Regions from separate parts of the Homo sapiens genome. Here all the other regions are linked to region 3. Evidence: chromatin loops called from intact Hi-C (ENCODE). Cell type or tissue: pancreas. All regions are shown on one strand.

The links. Hi-C counts contacts between places; a loop is a spot of excess contacts. Peaks named below come from ENCODE experiments on the same cell type or tissue, not always from the same donor. Only the 100,000 strongest peaks of a DNase experiment are listed, where the experiment ranks them.
Region 1: it touches region 3 in a loop (3-fold over the local background); 8 of 110 quality-filtered maps call a loop at or near these places.
Region 2: a loop joins it to region 3, with 2.9 times the contacts of the local background. A loop is called at or near these places in 77 of 110 quality-filtered maps.

What each region holds. Positions count from the first base shown.
Region 1 is chr1:117,081,417-117,089,416 of GRCh38, reverse strand. It overlaps TTF2 (transcription termination factor 2), which reads right to left. Exons shown (of 23, transcript NM_003594.4): 10 at 7,470-7,589; 11 at 5,249-5,399; 12 at 2,895-3,000; 13 at 435-616. Among named protein-coding and RNA genes, the nearest start is that of MIR942, 9.2 kb to the left of the region's middle. In pancreas, no CTCF peak of the experiment used is centred here; no DNase peak of the experiment used is centred here.
Region 2 is chr1:117,070,542-117,078,541 of GRCh38, reverse strand. It overlaps TTF2 (transcription termination factor 2), which reads right to left. Exons shown (of 23, transcript NM_003594.4): 4 at 4,815-4,881; 5 at 2,683-3,672; 6 at 2,248-2,362; 7 at 1,719-1,901; 8 at 499-626. Among named protein-coding and RNA genes, the nearest start is that of TTF2, 14 kb to the right of the region's middle. RefSeq lists an enhancer at 464-1,663. In pancreas, no CTCF peak of the experiment used is centred here; no DNase peak of the experiment used is centred here.
Region 3 is chr1:117,291,743-117,299,742 of GRCh38, reverse strand. It overlaps LINC01525 (long intergenic non-protein coding RNA 1525), which reads right to left and starts at 4,277. Exons shown (of 3, transcript NR_126408.1): 1 at 4,040-4,277; 2 at 3,110-3,223. In pancreas, no CTCF peak of the experiment used is centred here; no DNase peak of the experiment used is centred here.

The sequences.
Region 1 (8,000 bases), 210 kb after region 3:
GCACTCAGCCAAATGGAAATATTTTAAAATCAACATTCTTTTTTGTTTGCTTCAAATAAATTGTAGTGCTAGCCCTAGACCATATGTTTTAAAGCAGAAGTAGCCGAAAACATTCACTGGACTTAAGAATAATTTTTGCATATATATATATATATAGCATATATTTGCATATATTTTGCATATATTTTGCATATATAAAGTCCTATATTTTTGCATATATATATAAGGGCTGAATGTAATCAAAGTCCTATATCAACCAATCAACAGCTATTTTCTCATAAATATTTATTCTTTTGTCCTTTAAAGGTTGACAGGCCTGCCATCTCCTAAACAAGATAATCTGGCACATACTAAGGCTTTATTATGAGACATGAAATAATGATGAAGGGATACAGACAGGGTTCATATTTACACAATCACGAGAAGTTACTCACTTCAGCAGCGAATACATATCCAATAAGTTGTTTTGAATGGGGGTTCCAGTGACAGCCCAACGGGCACAGGCTTGTAGCTTACACACAGCTATGGAAGTCTGCACTCGGGGATTCTTAACATTGTGAGCTTCATCCAATATGATTCGAGCCCAGGCTATTCGAAGCAAAGGTGTTGAGGTGCCCTGGAAGAATCACAAGTGAAATCCAGCCACAATATGGGAAAATGTACATGTCCTTAAGGACACAAGGGGAAATAGCAGGCAAGCATGGAGGACCCACATTTACCTTTAAATTTGCTTAGCTCAGGTACACTGAAATAAGAATTAAGAAACCCAAGAGTAAAACGTCTCAACTGGTTCAAATAAGTTATTTGAGAGTCTCAGTCTTTGAACATAAGATGTCTAAGAGTAAAATGTTTTCAAATTTGGGTTTCCTTTTTTTTTTTGAGATGGGAGTCTCGCTCCGTCGCCCAGGCTGGAGTGCAGTGGCGAGATCTCGGCTCACTGCAAGCTCCGCCTCCGGGCTTCACGCCATTCTCCTGCCTCAGCCTCCCGAGCAGCCGGGACCACAGGCGCCCGCCACCACACCCGGCTAATTTTTTGTATTTTTAGTAGAGTCGGGGTTTCATCGTGTTAGCCAGGATGGTCTCGATCTCCTGACCTCGTGATCCACCCGCCTCGGCCTTCCAAAGTGCTGGGATTACAGGCATGAGCCACCGCGCCCAGCCGACTTTTCTTTTATTCTTTAAATACACACTTAAGCAATGGCTGTAGACCATGACTACACCAGGCATTGAACCTGCAAATTCACTCACTCAATAAAACATTTACTAAATTTTACTAAATTTACTAACAATTTTCCAAAAGTCTACTTTTAGATGTGAGATGCTAAACCAGATATAAAAAACAGTTCCTACCTGCAAGAGCTCAAAATCTAGCAGGGGAGAAAAACAAGTGTAAAGATAATTACAATACGATATAGATATAGTAAGTCCCACTGGCTAGTTCAATACCTGAAGTGGGAATCTGGCTGCTCTTGACGAAACAGCACCTGACCCATAGTGGATACTCAACGTCTGCTGAAGAAACAAAGTGCTATAACTTATGTAAGCACAAGGTGCTGGCAGAGGCATTCAACCAAACCGGGGGAAGGTGGGAAGGGAGTGGTCCAGAAAAGATTCTTGAAGCAGGTTTAAAAAAATTAACCTGGGAGAAGGAGTGGAGGCAAAGCGTTTCATTCGGAGGGAGAACAGACACAACACTGTGACAGAGCATGGTGGGAACTACAGATCCCTTGGTATGACTGAGCAAGAGGTGCCCCAGGGAGGGGCAGGGTGTCATCAAGAGATGAGCGACATACAGGTAGGGCAAGATCATAAAGAGCCTAATATGGCCAGGCATGGTGGCTCATGCCTATAATCCCAGCACTTTGGGAGGCCGAGGCGGGTGGATCACTTGAGGTCAGGAATTCGAGACCAGCCTGGCCAACATGGCGAAACCCCATCTCTACTAAAAATACAAAAAATTAGCCGAGCATAGTGGCGGGCACCTGTTATCCCAGCTACTTGGGAAGCTGAGGCAGGAGAATCGCTTGAACCCGGGATGCAGAGGTTGCAGTGAGCCAAGATCGCACCATGCACTCCATCCTGGGCGACAGAGTGAGATTCTGCCTCAAATAAATAAATAAATGAAGCCTAATACATCATGAAAAGAAATTTAGGGTTTATCCCAAAAGCAATGGAAAACCAGTGAGCAATCTGAAAAGTTCATCATCTATAAGTCAGAGTTGGTTATAAGCTGGAGAAATGTTCTAGAGATCTCTCCAAATACAGAAACCTGTGAATATCCCGTTGGGCTAAAAGGATAACATATAGAAAAATGAGTTCTTGGGATAATACTGTATTTTCAGAGTATAATTACATGATAAAGCCTCTACATCACATAACTGAGGCTGCCCTGGACACCCTAGAAGACCATCACGTATTCACAATTGTCACTTAGCCTCTGGCCTTATTATTTGCAACCCTTTTTTTTTTTCTGGGAAGTAAAGGGAGGCAGGGAAAGATGGCTTAAAATCAAAATACTAGTAGTAAAATACTAGTCTGCACAATAAATATTAAAAATATCATGAGTATATACCCCAAATACTCTAAAATAAAAATAGCAACAAGTAAGGCTTTTATATATTCAGGTGATTATTACCCCCACAAATACAATGCAGTCATCTTTCATTCTAAAAGGCAGCTGAATCCTGTGGCATAGGTTGATCTTTATCACTGAGGTGGTTGTCTGGAATAAGGGTGATGGGATAGAGGAAAGAACAATTCCTTTCCACATGCGGATCATTTACAGCATTCCTGACCTCCAGGGAGGTCCTCTTGCTATCGTGGAGGCTGAGAAAGACTCCCATTAAACCATCTGTGGCTCCAACTCCACTTCCCTGGCTGCCCCCCAGCCTCACCTCCACATTGAGGTTTGCACCTGGGATCTCTGCCTCTTGCTTGTTTGTGGGAATCTCCTTGGCCACGAGGCTATAGGTAGTGATCACGATGTCATATGTAGAGAGGCTGCGTAGACATAACAAAGAAATCAATAAATGGTCCCACTATAGAGGGACAATGAGAGAGGCAGAGTTGATCTTTCAATAAAAATGCCTACAAATGGAAGGACAAACAGCAGAACTCATTAACTTGTGTCCTTAACACACACACGCACACACACACACACACACACACATTTTGGAGGTAAATTTTACCCACTTGGGTTTCCCTATCTCTTACCTCTGATCATTTACCGTCTGCTCACTATAGCTACCACAGCCTCCCTCTTACCATCCAGTGAGTCAGAAAGAAAATTCTCTGGCTGGGATAATATAATGCTTAATATGATCTGGCCAGAACAGAAAGTAGGATAGAGTTGGGAAATAACAGAAAGTAGGATAGAGTTGGGAATTAACATTTAATAATGATTTGAGATGGATGACACCAAAGTCCCAGGGGAGAAAGATAACTTCAAAACACTGTTCACCTTGTATCAATGGTGCTTTCCTCCCACCACTCTATAATGGATTTGTGAAAATTCACTGATCTAGTTTGACATTAAGATATAAAAATACATGCTGTAAGCTTTCAGTGTATCTTGCTTATACTCCTTACATATAAAGATTATTAATGAGAAACACAAATCTTTTTCCAGTGAAGCTTAATATTGTGAGAACTTCAATAAATACTTTATTTTATTTATTTATTTTTTGAGACAAGGTAGGGTCTCACTCTATCCTGTCTCAAAAGTAAATAAAATAATAAAATAAAATAAAGTATTTATTGAAATAAAGTAAAATTCTGCTAATCATAGATCAAGCCAAGTTTATATTAAAAGGGAAAAATTATCACTTATAATTAGCATACTCAGCATCAGAAATGATAATAATAGGTGAGTAACCTACCCTGGTCATCCAGACTGGAGTGTAGGGGTGTGATCTTGGCTCACTGCAACCTCCACCTTCCAGGCTCAAGCGATTCTCCCACCTCAGCCTCCCAAGTAAATGGCACTACAAGTGCACACCACCACACCCAGCTAATTTTTGTATTTTTGGTAGAGATGGGTTTCACCATGTTGCCTAGGCTGGTCTCGAACTCCTGAGCTCAAGTGATCTGCCTGCCTCGGCCTCCCAAAGTGCTCGGATTATAGGCATGAGCCACCATGCCCAGCCCCAAGAGAACCTCAATAAATACTTTTGATAAAAATGATATGCCTAATTCAGAGAGGCAGCAGTGTCTACAAGTTACCCTACTATCATATAAAGAAGTATAATTCAGAATGATTCTAATCGGTCAACTAGTACATTCTAAATACCAAACAAGTTAGGCTCAAAGTACAAATCAAGTGAGATTCAATTTATTTCTAAATAAAAATTTAGCACAAAGGCAGACAACTCACAGTAATCTATGCCAGGGAAGGCCTGCAGGCCTGCCACTGCCACCCTGATGCCTTTTGCCTGCAGAAGCGACTCTCAGTCATGAGAACTGGCCTGTCATAAGACAGAGGGGCACCAATCTAACAACTTACTCCTGAAAGACTGCCGCCCCGTTCTTTAGGAGATAAAATATCCAAATTGGAGGCTGGGGAGAGAAATTACTTAGAGGCAGAAATAACTTTGTTCTCATCCTTGACTACAGCAGCCAGTATTCAATCTAGATCTTCACTCCGCAATTAAGAACAGAAAACAATTCCTTTAAAACCAAAAGACAAAGACTAGGACTAAGATTGCCATGTGGGGAAGCATTTTCTTCCCTCCTTCCTGAGCATCCCTCTTCAAGAATTTATAGTTAACTCTAATCGTCCTAAATTATTGAGTCTAAAGCATCTTAGATGGTTCATATATTAAAAAGTCATAAAAATATAATCAACCTATAGCAACTAATCATTAGCATTCTATCAAGATGCTCTGTAGAACTGGGCTGGTTCCATTCACACTATGTACACCTGGAATCAGAACTCCAGCAGCCATGAGGGCCTTGCGACACATCTCCTTGACTAGGGGAATGCTGCTGTCACCTGAATGGCAGCTCCGGCATCTCAGGCCTCCTCACAGGGCAGCTTTCATTGAGGACAATGACAAGGACACAGCAAAAGATCACCAGTAGACCTCAGGATACAACGCAAAGGCTGTATGGTGACGAGACTAAAGATCTGTCTTTGGCTTTCACAAATACGCGTCCTGATTAAGTGAAATCTCAGGGATGGGAGCAAAGGCCCGTGGGCCCTTGGGCAGAGGTGCTGAACGCCCCCACAACTGCGTATTCCTGCACTTACACTCTGGCACGTGAATCCCGGTTTGGCCCATGGTAGAGATAGACTCTTAGTTTGTTGCTGTTCACCCGTTTCTCCACCTCATTTTTCCAATGATGGATCAGGGAGGCAGGACAGATGATTAGTGTTCCATGGGAAGTAAAGTCACAAGAGTCTTGAGAAGGGAAAAAAATCAGTGCCTAGTTACATTCACCAAATGGCTTTTAACTTTTCTTTTTTAATATATGGAGACACGGTCTTGCTGTGTTACCCAGGCTGTCTCAAACTCCTAGGCTCAAGTGATCCTCCTGCCTTAGCCTCCCACAGTGGAATTACAGGTGTGAGTCATCGTGTTTGACCGGCCTTTAACTTAAAGGCATTACCTCTTCCTCTTGACTGACTTTACTCCTTCAATTAATATGTTTAACCATTGCTCTTATTTCTATACAGAGCCTATAGTGAAGTAGGAAATGGAAGAAATGGTCTTTTAAACTGAAACACTTGATTACTTATTTTCTCCACTAAAAGTACAGGCAGAAAGAGAGGCTAAACAGGGGGAGGAAAGTGGGTGGCACATGACCTCAGTGTGAAAAAGCAATGTGCTTTCACAGAGTGGCTGGAAGTGAAAGCTGGATCATTTCCTAACTCCTCTTGAGTTGATTCATTATAGAGGCGTATGGAGTATTGTTATACTTTCTGAAAAGCATAACTTAATGTACTTCTACCTTAAAATTAAGTACAGAAACCTTTTTTAAAAAATAAGCAAACATTGGTTTGGAACCAATTAGTGATGGTTTGTTTATACCATGGCCCCTCATCTCTGCGTGTGTGTGCCTGTGCTACTTACACATACTGCTAGTACACACAAAGGGATATAGGACCCAGCTGCAACAGTGCTCATTAGAGGCCCTGAGAGCAGATGCCACAGATTTTTTTTTTTTTTTTTTTTTTGAGACGGAGTCTCGCTCTGTCACCCAGGCTGGAGTGCAGTGGCACGATCTCGGCTCACTGCAAGCTCTGCCTCCCAGGTTCATGCCATTCTCCTGCCTCAGCCTCCTGAGTAGCTGGGACTACAGGCGCCTGCCACCATGCTTGGCTAATTTTTTGTATTTTTAGTAGAGACGGGGTTTCACCGTATTAGTCAGGATGGTCTCGGTCTCCTGACCTTGTTATCCGCCCACCTCAGCCTCCCAAAGTGCTGGGATTACAGGCGTGAGCCACCATGCCCGGCCCACAGATTTTTAATCTATCTAAGCAACTGAGAGCTGTACTTGAATACATGGCAACTTACATGTAGTGTTGTCTATACATAACATATTCAATCTTTAAAGTACTTATAAAGTTATTACTTTTTATTTAATTTTTTTTAAGAGACAGTGTCTTGCTTTCTTGCCCAGTTGGCCTCAAGCTCCCAGGCTCAAGTGATTCTCCTGCCTCTCCTCCCTCAATTGGGACTACAGGTGCATACCACTGTGCCTGGCTAAAGTTACTACATTTTAAAAACATATGTTAAGATAGAAAGTGTCTATAATCTAGGAACTTCTAGAATTTCAGAAACATGGAAAATAGCTTCCACTATAGTGACTAAAATGTGAATTTGTGACAGATCTTCCTTTAAAAAAATTAATTTGAATCTACCCTGTAGTTATTTCCCCAATATTTCCAAAAATAATAATTATTGGCCAGGCATGGTGGGTCACACCTATAATCCCAGCACTTTGGAAGGCTGAGGCAGGATGATTGCTTGAGCCCAGTTGTTTGAGACCAGCCAGGCAACATGGTGAGATCCTATCTCTACAAAAAAATTAAAAAATTAGCTGGGTGTGGTGGTGCAAACTTGTGGTCCCAGCTACTTGGGAGGCTGAGGTGGGAGGATCGCTTGAGCCAAGGAGGTTTAGGCTGCAGTAAGCTGTGTTCATGCACTGCACTCCAGCCTGAGCAACAGAGCGAGACCCTGTCTCAAAAAATAAGAATTATTATTATGCTTAAATTAAGTGTTCTAGAGCCTCAGCTTTCTCCATAAAATTCTGCCTAGTTTATAGGCAAATTTATACGGAAAAAATGATCACTTATAATTAGCATACTCAGCATCAGAAATGATATGATAGGTGAGTAATCTAATACTGGTTTTCCAGTAGAGTAATTAAATATGACCAAAGGTGTCCTTTTTTAGCTGAAGACGTTCCCCTCTTGGGTGGCTCAAATGACGTAGGGAATGGCAGGCTATTAAGGCACTTCTGTCTACCATCTTTGGAGAGCCACGTCAAAGCTGTGCTTTTCTCCTTTTCTTCCTTTTTCTCTTGATTCTTCTGGGTCAGGATGAGCGCAATCATTGTCAGGGTTTTTCCTAAGCCCATATCATCTGCTAGAAAATAAAAGCAAAATTAAGAGAGTTAATTGCTTAGGGCAAATAATCAACCCTAGTTCAAGAGGAGAAACCACTGGCAGACATTTCCCCATTGTTCTCTGTCAGTGCCACTCCGTCACTACTCTGTGCCTACCTTAATGGCTCCTTTATCTTCCTTATTCAGCAGAACCCTAGCACTTGCTCTTTACTTTGAGATCTAGGTCCAAGACATTTACTATGACTCTTGTAAAATTTAAAACTTACAATTTGAATATTATTCTAGTCCCTATGTTATGTTATTACCCGCACAATGTGCTGACTGATATCTATTACAGTTTGATGATCCCTTACCTCCAAAAGCAAAAAATGTCCAGTAGATATATCCTACTACTTACTTTACCAGTACCAGAACATTCCTGGAGTTAAAAT
Region 2 (8,000 bases), 220 kb after region 3:
AGCGTTTTATTCCTTTCCTCTCTGCTATCTAAAGGCTTTCAACCTTTAAGGCACAAAGTAGGCAGACAACAAATAATCACTGACCTAGAGTGATGTTTCCTTTATTCTGAATCCCTTTTGTACTTTATAGTATATTACAAGGCACCCCTTATTTCTGCCTTAAAGCCTTTGCTAATTGTTTTATTTACATTGTATATGTATTTTCACCCCAACTAGTTCATTACAAGCAACAATTCCTTCACATTCTTGTGGCACCTACCAACTCAACAAATGGATCCTTTACTGCTACAGAAATAAGTAACTTTATGACTTTTTAAAAAAGGGGTTTTGTTGTTATTGTTTGCACTGTTAAGCATAAAAGGAGAGGATGCTGCAAGGGAAGCCATTTAAGCATCTGTCTGTAGGAAAGGTATCTCAGAAAGTCTCTCTGCCAGCAGTTTCATGGGGCTGCTGGAGCACTGTCATAGAGGACTACACCAGGAGTCTTCCCTGGCTCACCTTCAGCCCGGCGGGATCTTCTGCCACAACCGTCTCACCAGGACATGACTCAAGTGAGCGATGCAGTTGACCGATGGCTTCACTTGTGATTTTCCACACTGCATGAACGTGATCTTGGTTTGTATGGCCTGCATACAAATAGGTGTTACCTAAAAGATGTCACAAGTATGTTTTCTTTATCCCTTTAGAGTGAACTTAGCTACAAATGGCCCTGTATCTGTTTCTTACCCTCCTTGTTAACTACTCTCCTCAACTTTCCATGTCTCTAGCAGTTCTCAGTTGGGAAACAAGTGGCTTTTGCTTTTCTGGTCACTGCCAGCCAACCCAATCTCCAAGCTCCTATCTCCTGATCAGTCTCCTGTCAACTGATCCTATTACACATTTCAGGCTCCACTTGGAATCTTCATTCTGCAGTTACCTCTGAATTCAAAGTTGCCTAGAAAGTTCAGGAAGGAAACACTTAGCTAATAGGGTGTTATTGCTCTCTGTGGATCTATTAGTCATCAGTCTTGACTCATGTCTCTCCTCAGTCTTACACACACTTACACACACACGAAAGAATAAGAGCATATCTGCAGGTCTGCCTACCTCATAATGATGCGAGCTAGAGTTTTCATCCACAAATGCTGACTGGATGACTCCTATGTGCCAGCCACTGAGCTGACTAATCAGCATACAGTGGTGAACAAGGTAGACACAGTCTGTGCCCTCACAGAAAGCTAAGTAACACGATGCAAAGCTCTACTGAGCTGCACAATCTTTATTATATGGGCAACTTCTGACTTAAGAATGGCTTCTCCCCTCATGTGGGCACAAAGACATCTACGGTAGTCCCTCCTTATCCACAGGGCGTATGTTGCAAGACCCCCAGTGGATGCTTGAAACTGGATGGTACTGAACCCTACACATACTATGTTTTGGCTTTTTTTTTTCCCCATACGTACATACCTATTTTAAACTTTAATACATTAGGGACAGAAAGCATTTAACAATAATAATAAAATAGAAGAATTATAAGAATATACTGTAATAAAAGTTATGTGAATGTGGTTTCTGTCTCTTTCTCTCTCAAAATATCTTACTGTACTGTACTCACCTTTTTTTGAACCACAGGTGACTAAGGTTAACTGAAAGTGTGGATAAGAGGTGACTACTGTACCGGGTGGCACGTAACTCACAGGGGTGGCTATTCACAGCAGGGTCAGGCCCTTGGGTCTTACCTCGATAGCACTGACTGGATCCTCCAGCAGTCACCTGGCAGGCAGACTTTAGTTCTAGAGAACCCACAGGTTGGGTACCACGACGAGGAAGGGGTTGGGGAGGCACCAGGTGGGGAGGGCCAGTGGTAGTTTTGGTGAAGTGACTCTGCTGTGGTACTTGACTGTTACTCTTCTCATTAGTTCCTGCTCAGAAAACAAGGGAAGAGCAGATTAAAGTTCAGCAAACTAAGTGAAGGGACCATATGTGTGGAGGTGAGGTCAAGAGAGAGGGATCATCACCATTCCGATGAAGGATTCCTAGAGAAGGTAGCATTTTAACAGTTGCTTAAACAATGGGGAAGAAAGTAGAGTCCACAGGAAACAGGAGAAAGTTTTTTATGAACCATAGGTGTAATGTGAAAGAAGTCTCAGAAGCAGATAATAAAATGGAAAAGTGAATGAATCAACACATTCTTTATTAAAAGGGCTTCCCGAATGTCTCTTGTAAAGTCGATGCAAACCCGGAGTTCTGAGGCATAAGCCACTTTACCTTGCTCTGGGGAAAGGGTAAGACCACTGAGTACTTCCTCCAGCTCCTGGATTTGTTTGATCAACTTCTGACCCTTGTCTGGAAGAGCCTGGATGTTCACTGATGCCAGTGTGCTCTGAAAAACAGATTCCATCAAATGGATCTCTCCTCTCACACTGTTAGATGAATAGTTTCAGATTAAAATAGCCTGAAACACCCAAACTCTGAAATTATGGTCTTTTAAATATGTGTGCAAAAACCAGAACCTTTTTTAAATTTTAACCCAGCTGGCTTACCAATCTTGAAAATATAAATAGGGGAAAAGGCAGAAACTGAACATGCACCTATAAAACCTTCACATGAACATATTTAACCCTTCTGTAGCAATGAGATCTCATATCTGCCCATAACAAGCAATGCTCTGACCTCAGAAACAAAACACGAGTCAATAGTTACCTTCTTTTGTTTCAGTTGTGTTGTAAGGTAGACACGCCGGGCTACTGGGTCTGAGGGTTCTACCTTCTTGGAAACACCTGAGGCAGGAGACACCTTTCTTTGCACACTTCGATCAGGGAATTGGAGGTTTTCCTTCGTCTCTAAGTCCAGAGTCGAGTCAAAGAGTAGGGGGCTCCCAGGCTTAGAGGAAACAAAAACAACATCATCTTCCTCCTCGTCGTCACTGCTTGTGGCAGCTTCACGGCCCTCACCCAGGGAAAGCCCTGGTGCTGCTGGTGCAGCCTGAGCCGCTGGTCCTCCAGGAGCAGGCACACTGTGGGTCTCCGGCCGCTCTTGGAAATGCCCCTGAGGCAGGCTTTTCTGGGTGGCCTGTATGCTAGGGCCATCCTTTGCCTTTGTTTCTTTAGCCTCCCAGTTCGTGTACTCCTTGTTGAGGGGTCCCCCTTTCTGGGGCTTGCTTATTGAGTTGTGACTGTGAACATTTTGAGGCAAAAGCTGGGTAACCTTTTCTCTCAGAGGTTCTGATTCTCTTTGGACATCTTGACTCTTACCACTTGATTTCTCCTGAGAAGATGCAGATGGTCTTGTAAGCTCATTACCTTGGCACTGTTGAGATTTAATTTCAGAAAAGTCTCTTTTGTGTGTGCCTCCAGTCTCTGCCTCACACTGAATCTCTGCTCCCTCTTCTTGCTTCTTCTCTTGAACTACAGATTGTTTTTTCTTTGGTACCAGGCCAGATGAGAGGTCTTTCTCCATCATTTCAGGCTTCTGTTCTTTCTTTTGATCGAAAAGCTGATCTCCCTTTTCTCTTTGCTTCTTATCAGCCTTCTTTTCCTCACCTTCACCTTTGATGAGCTGTTTCCAGAGAGCTGGTTCTTGATTCTTGTCAAGTACCTTGAATGGATTTCTCAGCCAGTTGGAAGAATGATGAAATGTCTCAGATGCATGCTGAGACTTATTGGATACAGAATGTTCTTTGGAATCAGGATCCTAAAGACAAAATAATTAATCTTCATATAAAATATTAATACAAACTTCGTATCTAGAATGCCTTTCCTTTTCATCTCAACTTTTATTTTATATACAGGGGGTACATATGCAGCTTTGTTATATGAGTATATTGCACTCAGGCAGTGAGCATAGTGCCCAATAGATAGTTTCTTAACCCATGCCCTCCTCCCCTCTCCAGTAGTTCACAGTATCTATTGTTCCCATGTTTATGGGTGCTCAATGTTTAGCTCCTGCTCGTGAGAACATATGATATTTGGTTTTCTGTTCCTGCATTAATTCACTTAGGATTATTCTGCAGAAGAAATGGAAACACAGTAAAAGCAGTCCAATATTTCCTGAACATTCTTGGTACCATTTCCACGTCTAGAAAAGATGACGTGCCAAACCCACAAAGGACTCATTTCTTCACGATACTTTCGAAGCTTGGTTCCTTCTCTGTCCATGATCACTCTTTTCCAGGCCTCAAGGAAAAGTAGTGACAAACCAAAGTGCTTTTACAATCACAATGGCCACAGTGTATACTTTTCAGGAAAAAAACTATTCTCTTAAGATGAACTTTTCCCCAAACCTAAACATTGTCTTAAAACACTTGCTTTGATTTTGGCTTTAGGAGGATTTTACTGTGGTAATCTAGAATCGTAAGTTCAAGCCACACCTCTGCCAAAACAAGTCTTATCACCTCCCTACTTCTAGTTCCTCACGTACTGAATATCTGTAGGGCTTCTCCTATTAGGAGATGCTCCTCCTAGTTCTAACATACTAGGAGCTTATGCTTATACTTAGCTTATACCAGTATCAAGTAGAAATTCCTCTATAAAAAGATACAAGAGTTAGTCAAGGAAATCTATTTTTTTCCTTGAGTAAAAGAATACTGACTACATTTAAGACCTCAAAAAATATTTACTAAGTGAAATAGGATGCAAATAATTAATCTTGATTACGACTAAATGATCCTTTGAATAAAAGTCCCAACAGGGCCTACCTTGCTTAAAGAAAACTATCTTTCGGAGACAGTCTGATGAAGACCAACTCATTTACGTGAACTTCAAGGTATTTTCAGGTGATGCTGCATATTAAAAGTCTTAACACAGCAGGTTTGAAAACAGATGAATAATTCCTACCTGCCATGGAATACTTCCACACCAGCGTTTCCCCTCTGCCTTACTTCTAATGCATCGGAAGAACAATCTAATGAAGTATAAAACACAAATAATCAAGGCTATGAAAATCCATTAGAACAAGAGATAAGCTTATTTTTAATCCAAGAAAACATCTTGCAACTATTTGAACCTGGCTTTGGGAGGTCACTTGAAACCAATTACTTTTATATACACATTTAAAAATTATTTACTGCACAGAACATTTATAAGGGCTAGGAAGTCCAAGAATAAATATGGCATGGTAGCCAGAGAATGCACACAGGTTTATTCTTTTTAGTCTGTAACGAATGACTGAAATAGAAACACTGATCAGCAATGGCTACTAAAATCAGAGAAATGAGAGACAGCCAGACACTGTGTGTCCCTGAAGGGGGGTCACAACACTAGCTACAAAGCAATGTTGCCCCAAAAAAAACCCCAAAACAACGAAGCCAAAACAAACAAAAAACTAACCTCTAGATCCAATTACCAATTTATAGGAAATAGAAACAACAGAAGAAGGCGTAAAACTATACTGTGGAGAATATAACCTTCAAAATCTTGGCAGTGGGAAACGCTATAGGACAAACAACCTGATCCCTTCCACAAATAAGTTACGAGGGAGAAAAAAAGATGAAGGGAAAACTTCAGAGACTTAAAAGACATATTAATCAATTCCAATTTGTGAACCTTATTTGGATCCTGATTTAAACAAATTAAAACTACTAAAAAAAAACTATGACATTTATGAGTCCACTGAAAATATGTAAACCAACTGGTATGTTAAAAGAGTGCAGCTGGATGCAGTGGCACACACCTATAGTCCCCTCTACTCAGGGGCCTGAGACAGGAGGATCATTTGAGGCCAGAGGCTGCAATGTGCTAAGATTGTGCCTGTGAATAGCCACTGCACTCAAACCTGGGCAACACAGCAAGACTCCCTTCTCTAAAACATACAAATATTTTTTAAAAAATAGTTCATATCTTGGCCGGGTGCGGTGGCTCACACCTGTAATCCCAGCACTTCGGGAGGCTGAGGTGGGCGGATCACGAGATCAAGAGATCGAGACCATCCTGGCCAACATGGTGAAATCCCGTCTCTACTAAAAATACAAAAATTAGCCCGGCGTGGTGGCACATGCCTGTAGTCCCAGCTACTCAGGAGGCTGAGGCAGGAGAATCGCTTGAACCCGGGAGGCGTAGGTTGCAGTGAGCCGAGATTGCACCACTGCACTCCAGCCTGGCGACACAGTGAGACTCTGTCTCAAAAAAAAAAAAAAAAAAAAAGTCCGTATCTTTTAAAGCTACATACTAAAATATTGACAGATGAAATAATGTTATCTGGGATTTTTTTCAAAATAGGGCAGGAGTTACGGGGTGAAGTGGATAGGATACATATAGAACAAGAGTAGCCATGAGCTGGCAATTGTTGAAGCTCATGCTACAGTACCCTATCTTACTTCTGTATATATTTACACTCTTCCACCAAAAAAAGAAGGCTGAATACAGATTTAACATCCCAGTGCAAGAAAGTTCCTGCACACACAAACACAGCCCATACTCCAGCTATCCAGAGGTGTCTAAGCTGTTCCACTGCCGAACTAAGCCATGCACCCTCCAGTCTACTAGACTTTGCATGGGTACTACTCTCCATCCAAAGGATATCCTCATCATCCCAATCTGTCTACCATCTCCCCCATCTCCAGCTACGGAAGTCCTACTGGTCCCTCAAGGCCCATCTTAAGTCGTACCTGCTTGGCAAGGTTTCCCCACATTCCCTTCCCTGTTTAATCCATGAACTGCCTCTGTGCCATTACTTTTAATGGCAAAAAACACAATTACATTTACACCAACCTAATAAAGCTGACTGTCCAGCTATAAAATATAGCTGACTGTCCAGGTATATTTTCAGCTACTAGAGGGCAAAAACCATACATGATCTCTTTATTCCCAACTATGACTTGCCTGTTGTACGTAATTAAGTATTGCTGCATAAAATAGAACTGATTTATGTAATTACCTAAAATAACTCCTCAAAAACTTTTAATTGATTAAATAAGAGCTTTAAAAATATATATTTTGTCTGCTGAAATAGGTAAAGTATTCAATCAATAAGTATTAAAAACACAGTGAGAAGCCCCCTCATACCCTATCTGCCCAGTTCACTTCTCTCCCAACATGTAACTGCTCATTAGTTTTTTGTTTACCTTTCCAGAGATTTTTAAATGCATATTCAAGTCAATATACATTCTTTCTTCCTCCTCTACACAAATGGGTAGCATAACATACATACTGCTGAATACCTTGCCTTTCTTTTTTTACCTAATACCTTGAAAATTTTTCTATAATAACATATATGTAAGGAAGATCCTTGTTTTTATTATTTTTTTCCAGTTGTGGTTTTCCACTGTATGGGATGTTGCATTATTTTTAACCAGAACCCTCTTGGTGGGCGGTTCAGCTGTTTCTTATCCTTTACTATTAAAAGCAGTGGCACAAGGAGTGAAACTGTGCATATGTCATTTCATGTACATTTCAATACATCTGTGGTGCAGCTCCTTATTTCTCATGTTATGTATTTGTGCTGTTCTTCTTGACCAGGTTAGCCTCTGATTTTCTTTATTAGTTATCTATATGCTGCTTTCTAACTCATTAAATGCAATTTTTACCAACATTAATTCCTTCCTTCTGCTTTCCTTCAGTTTAATTTATTGTTCTTTTTCTAACTTCCTAAATTAGTCCCATGATGTACAACATGAATCACAACAGTCTGCATCCTAATTCAGGGGTCCTGAGCAGGTCCTGGTCCCTTGATGCCACTACTTCACCAGGACACATAAACAAAGATGAACAAGCCCAAATGGACAAGTTGTCCATAAAAGTTAAGCTAAAAAGAAAATAGGTCCAGCCCCTCCCTCTTGTACAAACACAATTTTCCCATCCAAGTTCACAATTTTTAAAATCTTACTGGTTTCTTTAATTTTTCTCATTGCAATAGGATATTATATTAAACATATGTAATACAATTTCTGAAATGCTTTGAATGCATAAAATTCAAAGTAACAGCTGCCATCAGTGGGTGCTACTACTTACAGAAATAAATCAAGAACAAACTCCTGCTGTTGTTTAAAGCATATCAAGTACTTGAAATCTTTACTGAAAGAATAT
Region 3 (8,000 bases):
ATAAGAAAAACAGAAAGAAAGAAAACTTACTGTTTCTTAATGCTCTCATAGTTGTAGAATACAATAATCTATTTTATACTTTTTAGAGAAGATGTCCATTCATGAATGGATACGGATAGACCCATTCATAAATGCGTAAACTAAATTCTCACATGTAGGAGCAGTATGGCTTTGTGGATATATATTACTCTGATAAAATGTGCCAATATGCTAAGTCAAGCATAACCATTACAAAAGATGAGTAAACACACACACACACACACACACACACACACACACACGGCTGGGCACAGTGGCTCATGCCTGTAGTCCCAACACTTCGGGAGGCCGAGATGGGCAGATCACCTGAGGTTGGGAGTTCAAGACCAGCCTGACCAACATGGAGAAACCCAACCTCTACTAAAAATACAAAATTAGCCAGGCGTGGTGGTGCATGCCTGTAATCACAGTTACTGAGGAGGTTGAGGCAGGAGAATCGCTTGAACCCGGGAGGTGGAGGTTGCAGTGAGCCGAGATTGCGCCACTACACTGCAGCCTTTTGAAACTCCATCTCAAAAGAAAAACAAAACAAAACAAGCCCCCCCCACCAACACACACACATACACACACACACACACACACACACACACCCCTAGTGATTATAATTAATATATTGGAAACCTTTATCCTTCTGGTACCGTAAGCCTTTAAGTCAACAGTCAAAATGTGAAGTTTCATTTATGTTTATAGTTGTGACAAAGAAGCAAGCCGAAATAATGGTATTTAGTGCCAGCAATGTAAAGATCAATAAGCTGGTGATGTTTCCCTTCAAAGACTGGAGCAGCAAAGAAACTGAGTTGAAGCTGACAGACATTCAAGTGGCTACAACTAAATAAGAGTAGGTTTTGGGTGCTTTGTAAAACCAATTTCACTAATAGCATATGCACTCACACAAGATTTTTATAAAAGATAAGAAAAACGTTTGAAGAAAGTGTACTTTGGCCTTAGGTTGAATATTAGTATTGAGAAAAGGCTCCTATGTTAAAACAGAAAGGAAAAATCTAAATGTGGTTTTAAATATAGCCCCCTTTAGGCAGATTGTCCCAAACACATTTTTTTTTTTTATCCCTGGTCAATTTAATTGCTGGTAGATTTTTTTTACTTCAGTCCTACTACATTCAGTAGATACGAAACAGAATATGAGTTAATTTTAATTCGAGTAAATCTACGGTGGCAAAATCTATATTAAAAAGAATCACCAATGACCTTCCAAGGACAACTTCCTGAAGCCCTAATTTTGTGGTCATCTGCTGTTTTGAATGATATGTGCCAATACCCACTGCCCTTTGTGTGGATAATTAGAGCTGCTGTCCATAAACTATGCATGATAAATACCAGCAGGTACACATGCAGAAGTTGGGGCAACAGGAGCACCTTAGCATGGCTTCCCTTCGGGTAAATTGGGAGGGCTGCTTGATTTCAGGCCTGGGCTGGGCATGGCAGTGGATGGGCCTGGAGTTTCACTGATTCCTGGGCTAAGCGTAGGAAGGCAGGATATGAGGGATGTTCTGAAGAGGTAAACTGAAGAGGGTAGGTGAGAAGCAAGAACCAAATCAAACTGTGGCAGAAATAAAGGGTGGGTGGTAGGGAAAGGTAGAATGAAGAGCTGTGCAGAGCTGCCACCAGCGCATATGGTGGCATTTTGGAGAATTAAAAAAAGATGTGCCTCTAAGTGGATACAGCACAGTGACAGGGTTCACAGCTAGACAAGCGTGCTTCAGACTGGATTCTGTCCCATGGGCTAGGAGCTTACATTCAGAATGCAGCCTACATAACCATAGAAGGTACCCTGGAGTCAAGAGGAAGAGGCTGGAAAGCCTTCTGAGGGATGGTCGGAGAGACTTTGGAAAGCTGTTATGAAAGTAAAATTAAGAACAATATATACTTAGCATTAAAAAATATAGAAAGAAGTAAAAGTAAGAAGCTCTATATCCCCAAAAGCAACCACTCTTGACGCTTCCTTGAATATTCTGGAAAAAAAATGTCTAGCATAAAATTTATATGTATAACATTTCTATACTAGTATATAGATATGTACATTTACAAATAATTTTGTATTTACCTGAAGTGTTCCCATGATACATAGTTTCTGCACCTTACCCTTTTCATTTAATATATTTTGAAGTAATTTCATATGGTTTATGTTAATCCCTGTCTTTCTTTTTTCTTTCTTTTTTCTTCTTCTTCTTTTTTTTTTTTTTTGAGACGGAGTTTTGCTTGTTGCCCAGGCTGGAGTGCAATGGCATGATCTTGGCTCACTGCAACCCCCGCCTCCCAGGATCAAGCGATTCTCCCGCCTCAGCCTCCTGAGTAGCTGGGATTACAGGTGGGCACCACCACGCCTAGCTAATTTTGTATTTTTAGCAGAGAAAGGGTTTCTCCATGTTGGCCAGGCTGGTCTCAAACTCCGACCTCAAGTGATCCGCCCGCCTCAACCTCCCAAAGTGCTGGGATTATAGGCGTGAGCCACCACGCCCGGCCCATGTCTTTTTTTTTTTTTTTTAACTGGATGTGTGGTATCCCATGATATAGATGTACTGTAGTTTAATCAGTCTTTTGTTATTAGATATTTAGATTCTTTCTGATCTCATACTATTTTGATACTTCAGTAAATGTCCTTTATATCGCTCTTGATATCCTGGTTAAGTAAGGAGAATGAAGTGCAATCACAACAGTATGTCCAGTTCAGGCTACAGTGAGCTAAAAGCCGTGGTGGGAACTTGGCCTGACAAGTCTCTTGCCTTCAACAGATTTGCCTTACTTATGGTGGCTGATGCCAAATAGGCTCTGGGGGTAAAATGACAGGGTGGTGCATTGGGAAACACATGCCTTGCTTCTTGTAGGTCTGATATAACAGCAGCTCTCTTTCTGAAGAGACCCATAGAATGACCCACGCACTCACCCCTGCAGTGGCTGCCCTCACACCCTCTGCTTTACACAACTGGATGGGTTATGAAGCAGGTAAAATCTCTTTAACAGCGCTCTGCGGAAAACAGGCCTTGAGTGGCAGCTGTGGATCCAGCTCCACTTGGCAAACTTTTTTCCAAGAGAATGGATCTTTTGAGAATACCTCTGATGTTGTGGTTACAATCCATTTCAGAGCTTCTGTGCTCAATTTATACTTCCCTGGAGAGCTCAGTGGGCTCAGTAATGCTGAATTATACTGGCTCTGCTTCCAGATTTTCTAAAATGAGAAATTGAGGAAGAAGTTACATTAATGACCTTCCTTCTTCCTGAAATTTCAATCAAATGATAGGAAAGCAATCTGCATAGTAATGACAAGACCCCTCCAAGAAAATCCCTGTGCCCCAGCCAAGGAGAAGAACATGGAAGTTGTATCTATAATGAAATTCAGACCCTTCCACTTCTAAATCACAGGGAGGTTAATTCAGCCTGTGCAAACACAATCAGAAGTAGCATAATATAGTGGTCACTGGGACAGCTCACATTGTTCTTCTCCGTATGGAAGGGCAATAGAAAATAAACTGTCACCTGGACAAGGCTTGTGCTGACAGGGACCTTAATCTGGGACTGGTTGTTAAGGACTTTATGAAGGTACCACTGACCATTCTGAACTATGAAGGGAAGCCCTGCCTTTTTCAGCATCTAAGCAGAAAATATAATAGCCAGAGTTCTTGCCCTAAATTCTCAAACCAAAGGATTACACAACTAGTGGATGCTAATGGTGCTAATGGGTCACACTTTAGACGAGTTAGAGTTGTTCGGGAAGGGAGAGAAGTACACATTCCTAACCTTTTGAGAGTGTCTACCCACAGACCTCCATTGATACCTCTGCTAGCCAGAATGTGGTGCTGGGGGTATTTACTGTTATGACCTGGCGTGGCATTTCTCATGCTTTCATTGATTGCTCCAATGAAATTACATGGAGCCTTTACTTTCTGTGATTAAATAATATTAACTTCTCAAGATGAAATAGATCCGCACTCAATCCTCAGGGCTGTTAATGGCAACTAAAGAGCCACCACTTGGTGTCTACAACCTGCTGGCATTCAGCAAGATTCCTCGGTCTCCAAGTTGTTCCCTAGGAGCCCTCCTTGTCTCTCCATTGCTGAGTTATCTCCAGTTCTTCCCAAGCCAGCAATTAGAGGAGGCCTTGGCCATTGAATATGCCCATTGTCCAGCTGGGTTTTTCAAAAAAAGAGGCAAGCTTTATTCCTTTTCTGTTTACTCTTGACAAGTGCTCCAGCCCCAGAAAGGTTTCAGAGAATGGCTTTCTTCCTAGAGTTCCAACAGAACTCTTGTCTGTGTTGAGCTTGAGGTTCTGATTGGTCCTTATGCAGAGCTTTGTGAAGGGTGGTGTCATGTGTGAGGTGGGCCTGTGTGGAAATGCTGAGTGAGAGGCACTGAATGACACCAGGGATTCCAGTGAACTAAGACATTTACACCATAAAATACTGCTGCTGGATGGCATGCGCTTTAGTGCTGGATTTGACCCTGTATCCTTTGTTTCATCACCTTGGGGGATGTGTGTGTGTGTGTAAGTCAGCATACCTACTCCTATGTCCTTTCCAAACTGTTACATGCTGTATTAATTTCCTGTGGCTGCTATAACAAATTACCACAAATTTGGTGACATAAAGCAATAGCAATTTATTCTCTTTCAGTTCTGGAGGCCAGAAGTCTGAAATCAGCACCACTAGGCCAAAATCAGAGTGTTGGCAGGGCCGTGCTCCCTCCAGACACTCTAGGGGAGAATCCATTCTTTGCCTTTTCCAGCTTCTGGCAGCTGCCAGGATTCTTTGGTTCGTTGGCTGCATTGCTCCCATCTTCAAGGCTGGCATCTTCAAATCTCTCTCTGCTGCATCCTTACATGGTCTTCTCTGCGTGTGTGTCTAATCTCCCTCTGCCTCTTTTTTGTTTGTTTTTTGTTTTGTTTTTGAGACACAGTCTTGCTCTGTCGCCAGGCTGGGGTGCAGTGGCACGATCTTGGCTCACTGCAACCTCTGCCTCGCAGGTTCAAGTGATTCTCCTGCCTCAGCCTCCCAAGTAGCTGGGACTACAGGCAACTGCCACCACGCCCAGCTAATTTTTGTATTTTTAGTAGAGATGGGGTTTCTCCATGTTGGCCAGGATGGTCTTGATCTCTTGACCTCGTGATCCGGCCCCCTCAGTCTCCTAAAGTGCTGGGATTACAGGCATGAGCCACCGCGCCCGGCCTGCCTCTCTATTTTAAGGATACATGTGATTGCATTTTGGGCCCACTTAGATAATCCCAGATAATTTTCTAATCTCAAAATCCTTAATTACATCTGCAAAGACCCTTTTCCCAAATATGTTAACACTAACATATTTGAAAAATAGAGGTTAATCATAGAGATTAAGACCTGAGGCCCTTGGGGGATATTATGCAGCCTATTACACATGCTTCTTCTATGTATTTCTCATATTGCTCTGCATGCAAAATAGACACTTTATAGATTCTTCTTTAATTAAATCAAATCTTTATTGGAATGAACCCCAGAAGTCTGAAAGATTAGCCTGTGTGAACTCATTGGTCCAGTACCTCCCACCCACCAGATTTCCCACTTTGGTTTTTTGTTTTGTTTTTGAGACGGAGTCTCATTCTGTCACCCAGGCTGGAGTGCAGTGGTGCGATCTCAGCTCACTGCCTTCGCCTCCTGGGTTCAAGCAATTCTCATGCCTCAGCCACTCAAGAATCTGGGATTAGAGGCACGCACCACCATGCCTGGCTAATTTTTGTATTTTTAGTAGAGACAGGTTTTACCATATTGGCCAGGCTGGTCTCGAACTCCTGACCTCAAGTGATCTGCCCACCTCAGCCTTCCAAAGTACTGGTACTACAGGCATGAGCCACCACACCCAGCCCCAGATTTCCCACTTTGGGAAGAAGAAAATCACCTGAGTTTCATGTTAGACACTGTACCAGGCTTTCCCCATACTCTGACCCACGGAGTTCTTACTCTAGCTTGTGCCACCCACTGGAGCAAATCCCCAAAGAAGGAATGGAAAGAGAATGAGGCAACCAAGTAGAAGAGGAAGTGGGAAAGCAGTTTTTATGGTGTCGTTCTTTTGCTCAAAAGGTAGAGGATGAAATTGAAGCCATAGGGAAATGGACTAGAGCATGGATTCACATTCCTTCTGCTCATCTGCCCATCAAATCCTATTCACATGAAAAAGTTAAGTCCCGTGGATACAGGAACCTCTGAACATAATGGTCATGGGCATACAGCACATGTCTGGAATCAGGCCCTGGACCATTAGATTTCTTCTCAATGACCAATCAGGAATTCCAATTTTCCCTTGAATCTATGACAGCTTTTGTATCTTCAGACTTTTTCTGTGTAATTGATTTTTCATGAATTAACAGAACACACCTTAGTCTCCCACCCAGGAGGGCTGTACTGGCTTTGAATTTTCTATATAACAAAAAATCAAAGAGGAATCTGAAGTTTGGGGCTGGAAGAAGAAAATGTTTTGATTGAGGAGTAGATTGGGACTAACAAGAATGTAGAATTACTGGATAGCCAAGGGCCCAGGAAGTGAACAGACAGAGAAAGGGAAGAGGAGAGTAATATTCTACCTAAGGATTCTCATTAATTGATTACAATGGTTACAAAGATAAACATTCAGACTACAAGAGGTAAAGCTTAAGCAGCCAAGGGGGGAAGACTATTTGTCTGTTCTCCTTTAGTTTCAAGCATAATTACCATCCATAATAAAAAGACTCCCTCAATCACTTCATAGAATGTTTCCTCAGCTTCCTGATCTGGTGTGAAACCCAGTGTTCTCCTGACATATATTCTGACTGTAGCCTCCTGAATAGAGGCTGAGAATTTTTTAGTCCTATATACCAAAGAGTGGGAAGGTAGATAGTCAGCATTCTTCCAGGCCCCACGCTGCTTTTAGACCCGTACTACTCAATATTCATGCCATCTAGCTACTTTGTTCTCTGCACTTCCTTATCACCAACCCCACCAAAATCTTAAGTTCCTCCTCTCTTCCCAAACTCTGCCATCTTCCTAGATGACATCCGTGTGGAAAACCCATCTTAGACCTCGTTATGCCACTGACTCTATTCTCACCAAAGTCACATGTGACCTAGTCATTAAACCCAATGGAGACTTTTCAGTCTTTAACTTGCTTTCTGTATTTCTGGCATTTGGCATTTTGGGGTCATTTCCTCCTCCTAAAACCTCTACCCCTGGCTTCTACTGCTCTCTACTAGGTCTTCTCTCTCTCTGAATGCTCCTTCTTCACCTCCTTCATGAACTTTCTTTCTATAAGTCTAGACAATCCCCTAAGGTTCTCTCCTCAGATTGCTTTTTTTTGGTCTGTATAAGATCTCATCTACTTCCATGATTTCAATTACTATCAATACACTGATGACTCCCAGATATTCCTCTCCAGCTCAGAGCTCTACCCTGAGCCCCAGACCCGTATACAACTATTTACTGAACATTTTCACCTGCATGTTCTTCCAATACTTCCCTTTCAACATATTCAAACTGAACTCACTATTTACCACTCCAAGCTAGCTCCAATCTTATATTTTTATCTTTTTAATTTTCATCAATTTATGTATAATTGTTAGCGTCATTATGAACTTTTGTTTTTTAGAGATGAGGTCTCGTTCTGTTACCAAGGCTGGAGCATAGTGGCTGTTCACAGGCACAATCATAGCGTACTACGGCCTTGAACCCCTGGGCTCAAGCAATCCTCCTGCCTCAGCCTCCCAAGTAGCTGGGACTACAGGAACACAGCACTGTGTTCAGCTGTCACTATGAACTTTTGAATTCATTATTCTTGTTATTTGTAAAATAAACTTTGGGCCGGGTACAGTGGCTCATGCCTGTAATCCCAGCACTTTGGGAGGCCGAGGCAGGTGGATCACCTGAGGTCAGGAGTTCAAGACTAGCCTGGCCAACATGGCAAAACCCCATCTCTACTAAAAATAGAAAAATTAGCCAGAGATGGTGGCA